Regions from separate parts of the Mus musculus genome. Here region 2 is linked to region 1. A link is a loop called in an ENCODE intact Hi-C map of the cell type or tissue named here. Cell type or tissue: gastrocnemius. All regions are shown on one strand. Each heading gives the region's core, and the rest is flanking DNA. Links, peaks and the distances in the headings are about the cores only.

Region 1 (10,005 bases), core at 1,658-6,657:
AACTCAGAATTTCCCAATGACTGGGAAATCTCTTGACTCCTGGAAGGTATGAGTCTGGGGATGCCTGTCCTATTTTCTAGGCACATTTGGTCAATCTGAAACGTGAGGGATTCCTTGGAAGCTGGATCTGACCCTCATTTTTAAAACCTTGATCCCTCACCTGCCTGGGAACTATCTCAGCCAAAAGTCTCTTTACAGGATAACTTAAAGGAGATCCAACAAAGAGAATGGAAACTTTGTGAGTCACTTTCATCTTTCAATGCAAATCTAGCCTTGATATACCCTGGACAATGATAACCGTTGGCCAGAGTTCAGAATTTTAATTCTAATATCTTAACTGGTTTAAGTAGCTTCATAAAACAGAATGGAAAGTGGCCCAAAGTCCTTTGTGTACAAAGCTCTTTGGCTGACCCTTTCTTTTTTTTAAAAAAAGAGATTTATTTATTTTATGTATGTAAGATCACTGTGACCAGAACAGGGCATCGGATCCCATTACAGATGGTTGCAAGCCACCATGTGGTTGCTGGGAATTGAACTCAGAGCCTCTGGTAGAGCAGTCTGTGTTCTTAATCACTGTACTGGCTAGTTTTGTGTCAACTTGACACAGCTGGAGTTACCACAGAGAAAGGAGCTTCAGTTGAGGAAATGCCTCCATGAGATCCAACTGTAAGGCATTTTCTCAACTAGTGATCAAGGGGGAAAGGCCCCTTGTGGGTGGGACCATCTCTGGGCTGGTAGTCTTGGTTTTATAAGAGAGCAGGCTGAGCAAGCCAGGAGAGGCAAGCCAGTAAAGAACATCCCTCTATGGCCTCTGCATCAGCTCCTGCTCCCTGACCTGCTTGAGTTCCAGTCCTGACTTCCTTTGGTGATGAACAGCAAAGGGGAAGTGTAAGCCAAATAAACCCTTTCCTCCCCAACTTGCTTCTTGGTCATGATGTTTGTGCAGGAATAGAAACCCTGACTAAGACAAATTGGTACCAGCAGAGTGGGATATTCCTGTGACAACCTGACCATGTTTTGGGGAGGACTGTGGAAGGACTTTGGAACTTTGGGCTTGAAGATCCATCCGTTGTTAAGAGCTCTGTCGGATGTTGTGTAGGAGCTTGGAAGATAATATTGAGAACACTGCAGAAGATGGAGGTCTGGTTTGTGAAATTTCAGAGGGAAAATTAAAGACTCTTTTCAGGGCCATTGCTGTTTTGATTGTGAAGATTCTGTAGTTCTGGTTAGCTGGGGCTGAAGAATCAGCTGTGATTAACAAGATACCAGAACTACCAAAGCAAAAACTTTGCATTACTGGGACTATTGATGCTGGTTAGCTGGAGCTAAGAAATTAGCGGTGATTAAGAAGAGACCAGCATCATTGAGGTGACATCTTTTGGGAAGTGTTTTCTGAAAGCACAAAGAAGCTGTGTTCCAGAGATAGCCAAGGTTGTACTCCTGTTGCAGTGGGACTTGGTAATGTGTAAGGGTCACCCAGGTGGTACTGGTTTTGAAGGCATGAAGGGGTCACGCAGAGCAGCTGAGGCTTGGCACTGTGAGAGGCCATGGAAGGCATTGGTGAAGGTGCAGCCTCAGTTGCAATTGACGGCCCAGGACTGAAGGGGTCATGCAGTGTTTTGGAGATGCCAGTACCATGAGATGACCACCAAGAGCAGCAGCAGCAGTGGAGTCCAGGCATCTGGAGCCTAGAGGACGACATGTGTGCTACAAAGGGCATGGCTGGAGAAGTGACCCAAGCCCTTGGAGGAGCCCAGAAGATTGTGAGTTGGATCTCAGACATTGGATGGTTAGAGATTGACTTTTGCTTTTGATTGTGACTGTGCTCTGATATTTTCCCACTTGAAAGAAGAAACTATTTTAGTGGAGCCCACAGTTAAGAGATTTTTAATTGTAAAAAGACTTTGGATTTTAGAAGATATTGGACATTTTAAAGGGATTGACTTTTAATATGTAAAGACTGTGGGACTTTTAAAGTTGTTTAGATCTTGGGGATGAATAAGAAATTAAGGGTTGAGGCTTACTAGTGATGTGTTTGTGTGTCAAGTTGACAAGGGGTCAATTGTACTGGCTAGTTTTGTGTCAACTTGACACAGCTGGAGTTACCACAGAGAAAGGAGCTTCAGTTGAGGAAATGCCTCCATGAGATCCAACTGTAAGGCATTTTCTCAATTAGTGATCAAGGGGGAAAGGCCCCTTGTGGGTGGGACCATCTCTGGGCTGGTAGTCTTGGTTTTATAAGAGAGCAGGCTGAGCAAGCCAGGAGAGGCAAGCCAGTAAAGAACATCCCTCTATGGCCTCTGCATCAGCTCCTGCTCCCTGACCTGCTTGAGTTCCAGTCCTGACTTCCTTGGTGATGAACAGCAGTATGAAAGTGTAAGCCAAATAAACCCTTTCCTCCCCAACTTGCTTCTTGGTCATGATGTTTGTGCAGGAATAGAAACCCTGACTAAGACAACCACTAAGCCATCTCTCCAGCCTGGCTAACCCTTTCTATATAACATTTCTTCTGCCTAACACATTTTCCTAATCCACCAAAGTCTCATCTCCAACCACTCAAACTCCACCAACCTCCAATTTTGACCCTGCAGATAACTTTCTACCTTGGTCACTCTACAGACCCCCATCTGGCTCCTGTGCCTCTGCCCTCAACCTCTCTCATCCCTTCATCCCCCCCTCTTTTACTTCCCGTATACAGACTGCTGATCTCCCCTCTATCTACCACTATAGGAAATTGTCCTTCCCCATCCTATCCTCAGCCCTCCCAGCTTCCCTGTAGACCCTGGTCCTTTCACCATCCTCACCTATGACATATGTTCCCCTTGAAGGAGGTAGCAGCAGGAGATGCTCTTCCTACCCTTATCCATGTTCCAGTCCCCATAACTGAGATGGATCACAAAGAGGGAAAACTGGGGTTCTCAGGAGAAGATTTATCACACTCTTCCAGGTTTAGTCTCTTACATGTCAGGGTGTTTATTATATAATTCATGTCTACCTTAACAGCAGATGAGGAAAAAAAAAAACCAGCTAGTGTCTTACAGATAGTGTTATGACTTACTGGCAACACAGAACTTAACTGTACAGGTCTCTACAGCCTGTCTTGACTGGTCATCAACACGTTGTAGCTATGTAGAGTAGGATCCTGAGGCCTGATGTTGTCCACTGTAGAAATCTGCTATTATAGTCTTTCTGCAGAATTTCACCGTTCCTGGTGGCTGGTCTGGGGCTCCGATCCGATGATTACATCAAATCAGTAACCATAATCCTCTGGGACATAGATCAGAGCGGGGGTGGGGAAGCAAGGAATAATAGTTTGGATAATTAAGCTTAAAAGCTTATAAACTCTGGGAAATGGAATTTTGGCCTCAAATGGTTATCTAATTGCAAAATGACCTCCTTACAAAGGCTACCCTCTGCCAGGAGCTGAAGGCTGTAGACATCTCTGTCTCTGTTCATACCTTGGATCCATGGAAAGTCTTGGCACCTCCCCTAATAATAAAACTCTCTTTCAGATAGAAACAGGACAGCCAATTCTCAAGCAGCCCTTTTGTTCCTCATGCTCCCCTCTTTGAAATGCTGCCTTTCATAAATGGTAGCCACAAGATGCTCTCTAAAATACAACCTGATCTAGAAAGACTGTTGGGTCTACCTGACAGCAAGACAAATTACGTATTTGGGGCATAGGCTTAACTAAAAATCCCTTCAACCAATGACACCACGCTCCAGGCCTGCCTCTGGGCCCTGCCTATATAAGCCAACTGAGTACGACCTCCCAACTGCACACCAGGCTAATCTCCAACTCAAAGAGTGCTTCTGATGGCACCTATTTTGTATACCAGTGGCCTCTTGTCCGGCTGCCCCATCAATTACCCCCTGTGCCAAGTTGTGTACTTAGCTCTAGATCTTACAGTCATCCGTGGGAAGAAAATAAATCACCAGCCCACCCCTATCTGAACAAAGGGGATGAAATATTACTTCCACTGCTGTTAGGAGTAACCATGGCAAGAGCTGTGGTCGAGGAGGAAGGGCCACTGGACTCCAAGTCCGACACAGCCACTTTCCCCAACAAATCAAGGCCGATCTGACACTGGTACAGAACAGCACTGAAAATCGCCATAGTCAGTTGGACTCCCTGGCAGCCACTGTACTATAAAACAGACAGAGATTAGATTTCACTATGGCAGAAAACGGAGGAGTCTGTGCTATGAGAGGGGAGGGATGATGCGCCTACACAAATTTATCAGATGTCTGAGGGAGAATGCCAGACAGTTAAAGAAAAAAACCAAAAAAACAGAATTGTGAGCCAGAATACAGCCCCTCCTCCATCCAGATGAACAAGGTTATGGGGCACATGGATAATATCAATAACCTCCTTTTGGGGGCCTCTCATCATGATAGTTCTAGCTTTAAGTTTTGGTCCTTGTATTTTAAGATTCCTTTCTAATCTGTTTCAGGAAGACTACAATCCCTTACTCAGCTCTTCCTAACTGAAGACTATGAACTCCTCATAGTCCTGCAACCAGATGAGCCCAAAAAGCCAATACACAGGCTTAAGGAACTGAGATTCATCTAAAGTCAAAAGACCTTGAACACCCCATTCTTCCCCTTTCTCTTATAGTTATCCCTTCAGAACGAAGCACTTAGGAAAGAATTGATTCTCCCACTGACAACATTCCTTAGTTGCCCCTAGTTCTTTGTGTAGGGTCAAGGCCTTGTAGGCTTTTCCCTGTTCCCTTTATCCATTTCTCTTGATCTTGTTCAGGTCATGTTTAGGCAGCCATGCTTGTGAAACCTTATTGGAGTAACTTCTGAGTTCCTAAGAGAAATAGCCTCAACCTAAATCCTTGTTGTCTGGCTCCCACGATTTTTCTGCCCTTCCCTCTGCAATGTTTCCTGAACATTAAGGGCTGGGCTTTTTTTCTAGACGTATTCATTGGTAGTGGGCTACACAACTCTGCATGTAATGGTCTCTATCTGTTGCAAAGAGAAGTTTCCTTGAGGGGTAAGAACTACAGTTATTTGTTGATATAAAGACAAATATTTAGAGTCTAGTTAGGGATTATGGTGGCACAGTGATGGCTGTTGTTCGTTCTCCAAGATCCACGATGTCACTAGCCCTGTGTAGTTGCTAGGTTTCCAGTACCAGGAATGGTTTCCCTCTTGTTGAGTGGGTCTTAAGTCCAACTAGAGAGCTGTTGGTTACTGCCAAGGTCCGTGTGCCACTACTGTGCTTCTGGGCCCTGTGTCTAAAATGCATTATATCTTTAACAATAGAGATTTATCTTCCTCCTCTTGGGGCCAACCAAAGGTAATGGCAGTAGCCTGTATTTTTTGGGAATCTCTTGGACAACCCTGGACAACAACTCAAAAAAGGGGGCATCTCATACCTGTTGTCAGGGGTTTCTCTAGGTGGGCTTTGGCTCTTAGAGGAAGCATTGTGAACTCAGATGAGAAAAATCCATTTAAACTACATATGTTTGTTTATATACTGACTGTGTCTATTATAGATTGTATGTAAGTAGTTCTTACTCTTTATGACTTTTTTTTTTTTTTTTTTTGGTTTTTCGAGACAGGGTTTCTCTGTATAGCCCTGACTGTCCTGGAGCTAACTTTGTAGACCAGGCTGGCCCCGAACTCAGAAATCCGCCTGCCTCTGGCCTCTGCTTCCAGAGTGCTGGGATTAAAGGCGTGCGCCACCACGCCCGGCTTCTTTATGACTTTTAAGAGATATTATTATTATAGTATTATTTTACCCTCCCTCCTTCTTCTGTATTTCTCTAACTCCATCTCCTTAGAGCTCCTTCTTCCCTATTCCCTCACTAGATTATTTGTATCCTGTTTTTTTTTTTTTTCCTGGGTTTGGTTTTTGAGACAGGGTTTCTCTGTTTAGCCCTGGCTGTCCTGGAACTCACTCTGTAGACCAGGCTGGCCTCGAACTCAGAAATCTGCCTGCCTCTGCCTCCCAAGTGCTGGGACTAAAGGCGTGCGCTACCACCACCCGGCGTATCCTGCTATTTTTGTCTTTATTGCTCCCCTATCTCCTACACTAGCAATAGCCTGTTTTTACTTTTTCTGTAATTACTCCAGGATTTTATTTATTTATTTAATTATTTTATTTGGAGTTATGAGAGCCTTCAGTGAGAGAGAACAAGTGATGTTTGTCTTTCTGTGTCTGAGTTACATAGCTAATACAAATTTCTCTATTTTCATCCATTTGCCTTCAAAGTTCATGATCTCATTTTTTTCTTTACAGTTGAATGGTATTCCATAGCATACATGCACCACATTCCACATTCTCATTATCCATTTGTAGGTTGAAGGACATCTGTTTACTCCATTTCCTAGTTATGGTGAATGGAACAGCAATGAACGTGGATAAGCTCTTTATTAAACTGAACGATGATATCTTTACACATTTTTCACAAATCTCAAAGGCACACATGGCCTACACATGTGGCCAAAATCTCTCATTGTCTTTTGTAAGCACTTAATATATTTTTAAGGCTTTGATAGTGATTTGTATTTACCATGCTTTATACACCATTCAAGAACTTCTTTGTAGCTTTGACAGACTCCATCATGAAGTTTTGCATTGATTTTCTTGCTCTGAACCCTCTTATTGAACTTGTCAGTTTTGAATGTGAACATATCCTGGTGCTCCTGAGACGTGGACTAAATCACGTTGCCTTTCTGGGAACTCATCGTCTGATCATAGGCTCTTTAGTCAGTGCAGCCTTTATGCTACCAAATATCTATGTTTCGGTTCATACGTTTTTGTTACTCTATACTGTAGAGCTGTAAAGCGCTTCAGAGAGTTCAGAAGTGATTGTGAATACTCACGCCTAGGTGAAGCATCTATATGCCTTGCCTCTACCGAGACTCAAGGAACACCACAAGAGGAGAGGTGGGAAGGACGCGTCACAGGCTGGGGAGGAGCACTGCGAAATGCTGTACTCCGGACGGGGCATTGGCTGTTGTACACATGAACTCACAGCAGCTGTGGTTACCTGAGGCGGACCAAGCTACTTGAAAATTTCAGCATGGTTGTGAACAGGGCTCCTGAGGCTCCATCTCTAGCCCAAGAACTATTGATAACTGAAGACCGTGGCAGGTGACAGAGTCCGTTTTCCTTGAGGGGTGACAAATGGAAGGTTGCCTATGCCTGGGTGGATAATCCCACAGCCATGCACATATGATGTGGATATCATTGATTAGACTCAGTGCCTTATAGATCAAAAGACAGAAATTGATGATAGACGGAAGATACATTAGAGAAGGGATCAGGGGTAGTTGGAAGGAGAGAATTAGGAGTGGATATGATTAAGATGTATTTAATGCATCGGTAAATATGTCAAAGAACAAAAACTTTCAAAAAATATATACCAAGGTAAATAGCATAAAGAAAAAAATATTCGACCAGAAATAAATGGAATACAGAAGGAAAAACAACAGAAACATAAAGCTGAGCTCGTACTTTTGAAAAGTCAACAAAATTGGCAAACCTGTAGTTAGGATAAGAAAAGGGAGATAATCCTAAATAAAATCAATAATAATCAAATATAAATAATCAAAACACAGATAATAAAAATAAATAAAAGAATAATAATAATTCTAAACCACAGCTGCCTCCCCAGCGTCTCCCTCCAGATCTTACATTCGGATCATTCACCCCTTTCAGCTTTTCCCTATGCTGTAAGCTAGGAATCATATGTCAATCAGGATGTGGCTATTCAGCTCTCCCAGCTCACATCATCAAAGATGCTGTCTTTTCCCACTGTACAGCCTTGCACTGCTACAGACATTAATGGCCATAAAGATAAAGATTTATTTGAGTATATCATCTGCCTGTTATTCCAGACTCTGAAGGCAGGGATAGAGGATCCCCACAGCTAGCTGGCTAGCAAGAATAGCTCTATTGGTGAGCTCTGGGTTTGACTAAGAGGTACTGACTCAATGAGTAATGTAAAGAGTTGGAAATAACTTCTGTCATCAACCCCTGGTCTCCATATGCATGTGCATACGTGTGCCACATATACATTATGCATGCATGTGCCCTCACACAACACACAACACACACACACACACACACACACACACACACACACACACACACACACAAGATGAAAGGAAAAAAAAGGACCTGAAACCATAAGGCCCTAGAAGAAAATGGATTAAAGTTCCATGACATTGGGTTATTGGGTTTGGTGATAATTTCTTAGGTATGATATTTATGCACACCGAAAAAAAACAATGAACAGTGAAAAGGCAGTGTATGAATTGGAAAACAGTATTTACAAACCGCACATCTGAGGAGTCAATATCTGTAGTCTCCCCTCCCCCAGCCTGAAACCTGCTTGCTCAGGGGTGGAGCTTCCTGCTCATTCGTTCTGCCACGCCCACTGCTGGAACCTGCCGCTTTGCTGTTCGGAGCCACACACGTGCTCACCTTTCTACTGGACCTGAGATTATTCGGCGGGAATCGGGTCCCCTCCCCCTTCCTTCATAACTGAGTGTCGCAACAGTAAAATTTGAGCTTTGATCAGAATAACTGTCTTGGCTACATTTCTTTCTCTCGCCACCTAGCCCCTCTTCTCTTTCAGGTTTCCAAAATGCCTTTCCAGGCTAGAACCCAGGTTGTGGTCTGCTGGCCGGACACAACAAATATCTATACTATATAAAGATTTGCTATACATAAGTAGCAACAATGAAACAAATACCTAATTTAAAATGCCCCAAGAGGGACTGGAGAGATGGCTCAGAGGTTAAGAGCACTGGCTGCTGTTCTAGAGGTCTTGAGTTCAATTCCCAGCAACCACATCGTGGCTCACAACCATCTGTAATGGGATCTGATATAAATCAGTGTACTCATATAAATGAAATAAAATGCAGTTGAGACTTCCTGGAACCTGTGAGGGTGATCCTAGGGAGGACTCCTAGTAGCCGAGGATATGGAGCCTGAACTGGTCATCATCTGTAACTAGGCAACACTCCCAATGGTGGGACTGGGACACCAAACCAACCGTGAAACTTCGACCTACAACCTGTCCTGCCTGCAAGATGTGAGGGGACAGTGGTGGCTCAGAGGTTGTAACCAACCGAAAACCGGCCTAACCATGAGAGGGAACCCATGCCAGACTGTGCCGGAAGTCGAACATTCCCCGAGAGGGGAGTGAGGATGTTTATAGGAAAGATAGAAAAAAGATAGAGACAAGAGATAGACTTGGGAAGACTGCCGGTGCGTGCTGCCACAGTTCCACATTTATTTTTCACAACCTTTTTATACCCCATTGTACCATGGGAAGAAAAGCCACAAGCTAGCAGAAACAATTGCTGAAATATACACAGTACATCTGTTCTTATTCAAAAACTTCCCTGTTCCTTCCACCAAGGTCAATAGATCTTTCAGCCCTCGCCTTGAGGCTCAAGTGTAGCTCCTCCTATCGTTCTGTGAATGCCTCCGCAGTTCAGGAAATCTGCGAACAGACCCTGACCTGTGACGCCGCCAGACACTGCCTGGATAGCCAGGAACAGGAAGCTGGATGTCTTAGAGACCCAGGGCAGAACCAAACACAACTGGCAAAAGAAATAAAAGTCAATGAAGTGATTCCCAGTAATATTCTACTATCTTCATAGGTTGGTGCCCAGTCCGATTGTCATCAGAGAGGCTTCCTCCTGTAGCTGACGAGAGCAGAGGCAAGTATTATTTAGAGCTTGTTGGAACACAACAGAAGAGGGGGAGGAAGGATTGTAGGACCCAGAGGGCTTGAGGACACCAGACAACAGGGTCCAGAGAATCAACTAAGCAGGCCCCAGAGGTTCTCACAGAGACTGAAGCAGCAATCAAGGAGCCTGCGTGGGTCTGTGCGAGGTCCTCTGCATATATTATGGTTTTTAGCTTGATGTTCTTGTGCGACTCCTTTCCTGGTGCTACAGAGTTACAAGGGTGAAAAGAAAGCATGCCTGCTTTAAGCTGTGAGGTTCTGCAGAGCTGCACACCAAATAATC
Region 2 (10,005 bases), core at 2,795-7,794, 76 kb before region 1:
AGGTGACTGCATGTGAGTTGCAGGGGACCTGTACAACACGTGTGTGTGCCTCATTCCTACCCCCCATCGACTCAAATCTAGTTGTCTTTGGCACAGGTTTCTCTGTTACTGGTTTTCCAGATGTCTTCCTGGGCCTGGGCTCCTGCTGGTGTGTCCCTCGGAGGGTGGAAGCTCATGTGTGCTTCATCTTCAGCAGTGGGGCATGCCTCCACTGCTGCTGAGGAGGGTGTGGAGTGGGCTTAGAGGATGGGAAATGGCTCCATCTTGGTCTTGGTAGTTCAGATTTGCCTGTGAGAGTTTTCTTGGGACTATGAAACCCACATTGCTAAGGCTAGAGCCCTTCTGTTGCTGGCCATTTGTGTCTCCCCTGCTTGGCTCCTCTCTGGACTGTCTCTCTGTCTCTGTCCTGCCTCCCCTCCCCTCCCCTCCCCTCCCCCCCCTCCCTAAGACTTGTTTATTTTTGTTTTGTATCTGTGGATGTTTGCCTGCATGTATGTATGTGTGTGTACGTGCCACATGTATGCCTGATCACCTGTGGGGACCAGAAGAGGGTGTTTGATCTCCTGGAACTGAGCCATGTGAGTGCTGGGAACCTAATCCAGGTTCTCTGAAAATACTTGAAATACTGAGCCATCTTTCCAGCCCAAATACTTTTTTTTGTTAAAGATTTATCTTTATTATTTTTAATTTAGTTTTTTGAGAATTTCTTATTTTTAAGATTTATTTATTTTTTATGTATATGAGTCACTGTAGCTGTACAGATGGTTGTGAACCTTCATGTGGTTGTTGGGAATTGAATTTTAGGACCTCTGCTCGCTCTGTTTAGCCCCGCTTGCTCATTCCCTGTTCGCTCCTGCCCAAAGATTTATTTATTATACATAAGTACACCATAGCTGTATTCAGACACACCAGAAGAGGGCTTCAGATCTCATTATGTGGGTGGCTGGGAATTGAACTCAGGACCTTTGGAAGAGCAGTCAGTGCTCTTACCCACTGAGCCATCTCTCCAGTCCTTGAGAATTTCTACGTGCATACAGAATTTGCATTGTCCTCCCACTCCCTCTCATTTTCAATTATGTTCGTGTTTGTGTGGGTTTGTGTATGTGGGTGCAGATGTCTGCAGGCGGGTGTCTGATACCCTAGACCTGGAGTTACAGGTAGTTATGAGCTGCCAAGTGTGGGTGCTAGGAATCGACATCAGGTCCTGTATAAGAGCAGAGTGTGCTCTTAACCACTGAGCTATCACTCCAATTCTGGGAGGGGTAGATTTGTGAGCATGCCTGCTGTGCGCCGCTTCCCCCCCCCCCCCCCCCCCCCCCCCCCCCCCCCGTGGCTTGTGAAGGGTATCCTTACATACTTGCTTCATGAGCTATCTGGCCAGCCTGGGGTGGGGGTGGAGTTCCATTGCCAGGGACTGAAACTATTTGGATTGGCCTTCATTTCTTCTTTCCCCTCCTTATCCATTTGTCCCATATGCTGTTCTCTTTGAATTTCCTTCAGCATTTGTTCTAACGCTAACCGGGCTTTTCATTTCTGACCCACTTTCTTCCATTGCTTATTGCCTCAGGCTTCTGCGGCTCTTGTGCACTTCCTCTTCCGCTCCTGCCGTGCTCAGCCTCAGGATTGTAGTGGGAGCTTGGGAAGTGTGTTTCTCATTCCTGACTCTTTTCCCCTGCTCTCCACTGTCTTTTGACCTACAGGGCCAGGGGCTGAGTTTTCCGGTGTCTGGTGCTGCTCTGATGGTAGAGGTCTGTTAGGCCATTTTCTTCAGGCCTTTGCCTGAGGGAGGAGTCTGCTGCCCTGCGGGGTGGGGGTAGGGGTGGAGTCAGAACCAAATTGGGGAGGGGGCGGACTTTAGGGTGGCTACATCTAGCCTGTGAGCTGTTCCCCAGGCTCTGTTGAGAAAACTGCCACACCCTGAGCCAGAAGACTTGCTGTTCAAAGCCTTCCATTAGCTAGTCTCTGCTGTAGCAGGTATGGGAAGGGTGGGCAGGCAGCCATGAGGAGAGGGATCCTGTGTTTGCATTGCCTTTAATAATGTTCTCAATCCTATAGCTGCCAGAGGCTTCTGATCCCCTGGGTTGGGTACATTGTATAGGGTAAGGAGTGCCCCCTTTCACTGCCTCTGTTGTCTCAGCTCCAGCTTCTAAGTGTTACCCTTGCCCTTTATCTCTTGCTTTGTCTGTTAATTTGTGTCTGTGGAAATCAGAAATCAGCTTTACCCAGAGTTCCTGTTGGCCTTAGGTCTAACACGGGAGGTCTAGGGAGAGCTGAGAGCTAGAAAAGAGATGATGAACAAACTGTTTATTTATTGGGGGGGAGGAGGCATGCCCTTGGTAGTCAAAGGACAGTTGGGATGAATTGGTTCTCTTCTACCAGGCCCAGGTCCCAGGACTCCTTCCTTCTGGTTCTAGGTCCCTACATGGACAATCCAGGCCTGGTGTAACAGCCACAGACGGTGACCAGAGGTCTGAGCTCATTCCCACTTTTCACTGCAGTAATTTTTCAGCATTCAGATTGGGCCATTGTCACAGCATGGGACACGATGACATCTGCTCCTATTGTATTAGAAGCATTGGAACATAACCAGGGCATGAAGAAAGGGAGAGTGAAGGAAGTATACCCTGCCTTTTTCGTTTTTTAAAGGAAATGCGCCTAGAAGCAGTTCACCAAGCCAGGTCTAGGGCAGTCTGCAAAGAACAGCCAGCCTCTCAAACTGAAGTCCGTCCCTCTGAAGAATGGTTGCTGGGCTAGTGGTAGCGTTTGCAACCCACTGCAGATGGTTCGTGTGCCTACCTTCCAGGTGGGAAGCGACTCATTAGGAAAGTGTCTGCTTGATAGAAGTGACCACCGTGGGTTGCTCTTAACGTAGTTGAGGAGCCGAAGAGATTAGTTTATCCATCTTCATCTTTTTCTGTCTATTGAACCTGATTTAGCCATTTGCACTAGGTCAGCAGTAATACGTTGTTACTCCAAGTAGAGCCATGTGACCGTTGTTATGATCACTGAAGGCAAAGGACATCATTGTCTGTCATCCATTAAGTGGACTATGGTGATCATGTTTCCCTGGGTCCCCCCTGCCATCTAAGATTTGACTTGTTTTTTCATGGTTTTGGTTTTTGTTTGTTTTTGTTTTGTTTTGAGACTCCTGGGCCTGGTAGAAGAGAAGCAATTCATCCCAACTCTCCGTATAGCCCTGGCTGGAACTTGCTATGGAGACCAGCCTGGCCTGCAGCTCACTGAGGTCCACCTGCCTCTACTTCCTGGGTGCTGGGATTAAAGGCGAGCACTGCCATCATGCCCAGTGTTGCCAGGGTTTTTTTTGTTTTTGTTTTTGTTTTTGTTTTTTTGGTTTTTTTGGTTTTTCGAGACAGGGTTTCTCTGTATAGCCCTGCCTATCCTGGAACTCACTTTAGACCAGGCTGGCCTCGAACTCAGAAATCTGCCTGCCTCTGCCTCCCAAGTGCTTAAAGGTGTGCGCCACCACGCCCGGCACCATTTTTTTTTTTTAATAAACACTTTTATTTATTCTTTGACAATTTCATACACACATACCATGTGTCTATTGATTCTTGGTCCCCAACTCTCCTCTCACATTTTCCCTTACCCCTTCAGCTTGTCTTTCTTTAATCCTTATTATTCTTTAAAAAAAAAAAAAAACAAAAAAAACAAAAAAAAAAAAACAAGGCAATGAGTCCAGTTAATGCTGCCCTTCTGCAGATGGGTATGGGGCCATTCACCCACCAGAGCACATACAACTTACCAGTGGCCACAACCCTAAAAAATGGTGGTCCCACCACCACAGCAGCCAAAACCCATCAATTGCCACATAGCTTGTCAGCTGGTGGTAGGAGCTCGTGAGCCCTTCCCTGGCCCATGCTAGAATGCGCACAGGCTTGATCTTGTGCAGGTAACGTCAGAGGATGTGAGCTCATTAGTGCAGCAGCCATGCCAAGTCAAAAAGAGGTAGACCTTCAACAATTTTGAGGGGTATTGGCTATGATGTTCAATTTCACTGTCAACCAAACTGGATTTAGAATCACCCAGGAGACACTTCTCTGGGAAGACCTACCTGATGTGTGTGGGTGATACCACCTGATGATCTGGGGTCCCAGACTATATAAAAAGCAGACACACACCAGCATTAATCGTTCTGCTACCCGAGAATGCAATGTAACCAGCTGCCCGGTGCTCCTGCCTCCTGCCACGATGAACTGTTGTTCTCCAAACCCTGAGCCCAGAATAAAGTCTTCCTTACATCTCTGGTCAGGTACTTAGACACAGCAACAAGAATAGCAATTCTACACAGGCTAAGTATTCTGTAGACTGTCCCTCAGCCTGTAGCTGTCTGATCTTTCTTTCTCTCATGGTTGGACTGGGTTTGTGGCTTTCGGAGGTAAACACAGCAGAAAGGAAGAGTCTTTCCATTTCATGCCTGTGGGGAATCCAGTTCATGTGAATTTAGTGCTATTTATGTTGTTACTCAAATATCCCAGCCCTGGACAGGGACTCTTTAGGCCTGTTCCTGTGTCCTTTTGACATGCCCCTTCGTTTTTGAATTTTTGTCTGTTTCCTGACTTTCTGGCATTATATGATGCTCGGGCTTACGGACTTTTCCTGTCCCAGCCCACAGATCAAATCCAAAGGACCCTGTTTCCTCTCACTGCAGAATGGTATCAGAATCCAGGATCTGGGTGTGCTCCTTGTGACTGGGGTGTGGCTGCCACTATGCCACTCTGCGTAGAGCTGTGTGTGTGTGTGTGTGTGTGTGTGTGTGTGTGTGTGTGTAACATTTACATTGTTTAACACATTAACGAAATACACCATATCTCTCTGTCCTTCCATATCTAGCTCTTCTTATTTGTGGCCAGCCTCTGGGACTAGACTCCCAGTGGACTGCCCCTTTCTGTGACCCCTCTACATCTACCCCCCAGCAGTGGCCTTACCTGTGTCCCCTTTCCTTAGTGCACCCGGGAGGCAGGTGTAGATTGTTAGACCACGCTTAGAGTTGATGTTTTGCTGACTACAGTGCAGGTCCTTTTGCCTGCTCTTAAAGAGTTTCCAGTCACAGCACTGTGTTCCCAGTAACTTAGGTCAGCTGCTGTCCCACCCTGCACAAAGGCATGTGACTCAGTCTGTCCCAGCCTGGGATTCCCCAGCTTCCTGGTTGGTGTTTATTTGTGTAGCCTGAAATGCCTTGTTTGTGAATACAGTTCCAAGTGCTGGGGTGGTGGTGGTTGTTGTTGTTGTTATGGTGTTGGGTTGAGATGGAGACTGCACTAAGGTTACCCCCAACCCCAGAACTGACAAATGCAGTCTTTATCTACTTACTGTCCTTATACCACTATAGAAGTCACCCTGTTCATCCCCTTATAGACGCTAACCAGTCTCACATCCCTCTGTCCTTGGTGGGATTTCTGTCTATAGGTCTGTGATTTACAGAATGAAATATAAATAGAGCCATGGGAAGTGCAGCCTTTTATGTCTGGTTGTTTCACCTTAGCAAAGTTCATTCATAACTTATCCATTTTGTTGTGAGTCAGGAGCTTCTTTTTAACCATTGAATAATATTCCATTGTGTGGATACACCAAAATCTGTCTCTCCATCTGTAGAAAGTCCATGCCTCCATTTGAGATAGTTACGAATAGCTGTTTTAAGGTTTGTGTACAGGTCTTAGTATGAAATCTATTTTTAGTTCACCTTGGTGAAGGCCTATGAGTGGGGTTAGGGTGTTGTGTATAAGGTTGTATAAATTCATAAGACTCTGTGGGAGACTTTGCACAGTGGCTGTTTCTCTCTCCTAGTGTGAGAGTGAATTGGTCCAGCAGCACTCAGTGCTGGCAACTTTCTGATTCTAACATTGCCATGAACGTGTGGAGTGCTGTCCTCTCCTGTTCTCATTTGTAGTCATAAGGTCAGAAGATGCTGAGCACCCGTGAGCTGTTGACCATCCTCTTCAACATCCTTCTCAGACTATTGTTGAAGCTGGGAGCTTATTGTTGAAACTTCAGAGCAGTTTATATATGCCGGATGACTGCAAGTTCTCTCTCTCTCTCTCTCTTTCACCCGTCCCCCCCCCCCCCCACACACACACACACACACTCTGTTTCTTTCTGATTTTTTGAGACATGATTTCTCTGTGTAATACCCAGACAGAGACTGTTGATGCTGGCTTCTGAAATGGGATATGGTCCCTTCAGTTCAGGATGACAAAGCAGGCCCCCATGTGGCTCTCTGCAGCTTGGGGACGAGGAGCCAGGAAGATAGACACACTGTTGTTGTTCCTTTGGAAAGCAGTTCTGCGACCTAAGGATTGAGTGGGAAGAGATGGAAATGTCTGCTCTTTGGGTTCAGCTCACTCTCCCTCATAGCTTGATAGCCTGGAGAAGAGCTTTGACAGAGCATTCTGCATCTGAAAGCTTTTACAGTGGCTATTTCTCCCGTCGCATATATCTCCAGTAGTAATAGGGCGGAGCTCCTGAGAGAGCCTGTCTGTGATGGCTGCATATTCCCCCCACAGAAAACAAGAGTGTTGATTATTGTCGTTTTATAGGGGTTCAGAGAAACGGAAAATTTCAAATGTGTTTTGTAACCCTTAGTAAAAGGAGGGGAAACACTGTTATGAAATGTCTGGCGTGTGCTCCATTTGACCTCTCTAAGCAAGTGTGCCAACATGTGCAAACAACGTGTGCAAATTAGTGCTACTTCCTTGTCAGGTTGGGGGGATGGTTTGGGGGTGGGAGATTTTGAGAAAGAGTGTGTGTGTGTGTGTGTGTGTGTGTGTGTGTGTTTGCTTGCATGCTGGTAGGTATGTACATGGCTTTGTGTATTGTTATACTCTTTATGACTGCCTGAACCAGTTCAGTTGAAAATACAAGGGTTTCAGAAAGGACAGTCAGACACTGTATCTACCCCAGAATATTCCATGCTTCTTTGCTGTGCTTATAGAGTCATATTCTTTGGTACTCCATAGAGTATGCAGTTTGCCTGCATCCAAACATGGCTTCAGGAGTTTAGCTGTGTTTAAACCTCCCTGTCTGTTGCTTGTGAAAACATCAGACAGTTCCATGTGCTCCCCCCACCCCCTCCCACACACACACCCTCATCCTAACCTTCCTCCAGATGAATGAAGCAACTGTAGATGCCACCGATCATGGAGCGCCACCCTGAACCAGAGCTTGCTGGAGAGGGACAGGGTTTGGGACAGGGTTCCAGCTCTGGGAGTTGTCCTGTCACCAAACCTCCCTTATCACCAGCAGCATGGGATAGATGTGGGATAAAATCCCTTGCAAAGCTACAGTGGAAAGGTCTTTGTAATCCTGCATGTATAGAGTATAGCACTTGCCTTGCTCTCTTTCCTGAGTGTCTCTTGGATTAGCTCCTTGTAGCTCCCTTGGGGTCCTGCTCCAGGCCCGGTAGCAAAGGGCATAGGAAATAGGGTGGAGGCGGCAAGACAGGGTTCAAGGAGGAAGGAAGGGCCTGTGTAGAAGCAGTGGCCAGGGCTGGGTCTGGAATTAGGACTGGCCTTGTCTCCTAAATGGCTTCCTGAGCAGAATTCCCAAACTTGTGAGCAGCTGCAGGCAGAACTGAAGGGACTATACCTGTGGCTATGGAAATTTTGCAGGAAAGCCTGTTCTCAGACTAGACCTTTGAACACAATGGTTTTCCCAGAAAATGCTTGGTATAAATTGCCAGTAACTGGAGACATCTGTTGGGTCAGTGGGCCTGTGATCCTGTAAGAAATTCTCTGGCTGGCCTTGAAGGTGTGAAGCAGGGATCCCTACCGCTCTGCAGCTGTTCTAGAAATGACACCCCCCCCCCTTTTCTTTCTTTAAAATAAAAAGTCAGATAATCTGGCCCCATGGTTTAAAAAAAAAAAAAAAAAAAAAGACATTTCCAATGTGTTTGCTTTATGAAATCAACTCTGGATAAATTGTTTCATTATATCCTGCTGGCAATTTCATGGGACCTCCCTCTCCCCAGTTAATTAGAACCCTCTGAGTCAGCTGGGTGGTGGTGGCACACGCCTTTAAGCCCAGCACTTGGGAGGCAGAGGCAGGCGGATTTCTGAGTTTGAGGCCAGTCTGGTCTACAAAGTGAGTTCCAGGACAGCCAGGGCTATACAGAGAAACCCTGTCTCGAAAAACCAAAAACCACCCCCCCCCAAAAAAAAACAAAAACACAAAACCCTCTGTATCAGTTGGGGCAGGTCAGGTAATCACTGTTCAAGACTTTGAGGTAGTCCCTTTCAGCCTCCCCCAGGTGCTAGGTGTTGTGTGATGCAGCAAGAACATTGGTGACTGGCACCTGGGATTGTTCTGCAGGGGTGCTGCCTTTAGCTTGCAGGCTGACTTTGAAATCAAGTATTAGCCAACTGCTACAACCCAGTTCTGAAGTAGCTTCTCTTACAGAGCCTGAAGGGACAGGGCGCTGAGGGTTGGATCTGCCTTGGCTCAGCCCCCATCCGTGGGTCAGATGGGGGCACTGGTTTCCTCTGGATCTCTCTTTTCCCCTGTAACACCAGTGTGCAGGCATCAAGCTCTAGCAGCATCATCGACAGCACGGCTGTGGCAAGGAAGGATATGAAAATTCATTCCTAGTCAAAATCCCAGCTTTGAGGCCCAGCACTCTGATGGGCCTTGACTCCCCATCTGCGATGGGCTCCCACACTTCAGGTCTCTGGGTTGGACAAGTCAGGCAAACTGGCAAAATGTGAAGATGAAGCTGCCCCTCTCTGGTGGGCTCCTGCCGCTAGCGTGGGATAACCGAGAACGTAAGCAACTAGGAGGCACCCAGGGTGGGGGCGGGGTGGACAAGAGGAGCAGAGAGGAGGAGGGCACAGCGATTACCACAGGTGCAGAGTCTCTCTCGGCTGCTTACAGGGTCCTGGGGATGTGGGGCAGAGCTGCCAACAGTGCAGCTGGCACATCCCATCACTATGCCCCACCCAGCCCCGAGCGAGGCCTTGGTGCCACTGGAGCTTCTTTTGCACAGGAGAAACGTCCTCCATCCTCATCCCCGGGTAGGCACAGGGCCTGTGTGTACAGAGCAGCAGGTGATGCTCTGGGGATCTCCTCCACAGATCCCCGGGAGCAGCTGCTGGCTCGGTGCTGTGCCAGACATCACAGCCTAGCCCACTGTGCCAGAGGAAGTACTCAGGCTTCTTCTCTTTGTGCCTGTTGCCCTCCCATTTTGCCTTTTTCTTTTTGGTCCCGGAGTAAACTGTTTCACAGAAGTCTGCTGCATACCTGGTGCCCGACACTCTCTATCGGATACAGAGAGCTGATACCAGCTCTCCTTCCTCGATGGATCTTGGGGTGTGTGTAACGGCGGCAGGTAGGACTTGGCCTCCAGGCTGCCAGCACCTGCCCATACACACAGGCAGGTTCAGGGGAGAGTCTTGAGGGGTACAGGCAGTTCCTCCTGATGCTGCTCATATTCTCCTGTTGGGTGCTGGTCACCTGTCACCTTTTAAATCCGACCTGACCTAGATTGCCTCAAGCCCTTTATACAGGAATGCCCTTGAACAGAACTACTTCCTGGGAGATCCAGGGTCTCTAAAGCCTGGAGCCTTGCAACTTGGAGCATCTCCTGTTGTTAGGAATTGTACTTTGTTGTGCTTTGGGGTTTCTCATACAGCGCTACCCCTCCCACCCTCCTATGGCTTTAAGAGAATCTTCTGAATGACAGGCATGTTAAGAGAGCTGGCTGGGCAGGAGAGGTGGCTAGCTGGCTGGCTCAGTGGTTAAGAGTAGGGGACCTTCATTGGTTTCCCAGAACACACATTAGGCAGCATACAACCAGCATCTGAGTTTCTGGCCACCAGTGGTACCTGCACTCACAGGCATAGGCACCCACAGAGTCATGGACACAGAAACATAGACAGAAAGAGCTGGTGAGGGACAGGCGTTGGACAGACTCGAATGTAGATGAAGCTCCATGGATGGGGGCTTGGCCAGGGATGTGCAGATAAATTACTATCCTTTATTACTGATACAGTGTTT

Evidence for each region. Hi-C counts contacts between places; a loop is a spot of excess contacts. Peaks named below come from ENCODE experiments on the same cell type or tissue, not always from the same donor. Only the 100,000 strongest peaks of a DNase experiment are listed, where the experiment ranks them.
Region 2: a loop joins it to region 1, with 7 times the contacts of the local background. A loop is called at or near these places in 3 of 42 quality-filtered maps.

What each region holds. Positions count from the first base shown.
Region 1 is chr7:63,823,675-63,833,679 of GRCm38, reverse strand. Gm39023 (a long non-coding RNA gene) reads left to right here. Exons shown (of 3, transcript XR_882151.2): 3 at 9,634-10,005. It also overlaps the pseudogene Gm44720. Among named protein-coding and RNA genes, the nearest start is that of Gm39023, 24 kb to the left of the region's middle. In gastrocnemius, for the core only: no CTCF peak of the experiment used is centred there; no DNase peak of the experiment used is centred there.
Region 2 is chr7:63,900,498-63,910,502 of GRCm38, reverse strand. The region is part of intron 1 of Klf13 (Kruppel-like factor 13); the gene reads left to right. It overlaps Gm27252 (predicted gene 27252), which reads right to left. Exons shown (of 4, transcript NR_166574.1): 4 at 9,966-10,005. Among named protein-coding and RNA genes, the nearest start is that of Gm27252, 9.1 kb to the right of the region's middle. In gastrocnemius, for the core only: no CTCF peak of the experiment used is centred there; no DNase peak of the experiment used is centred there; H3K4me3 peaks cover 2,801 bases; H3K27ac peaks cover 5,000 bases.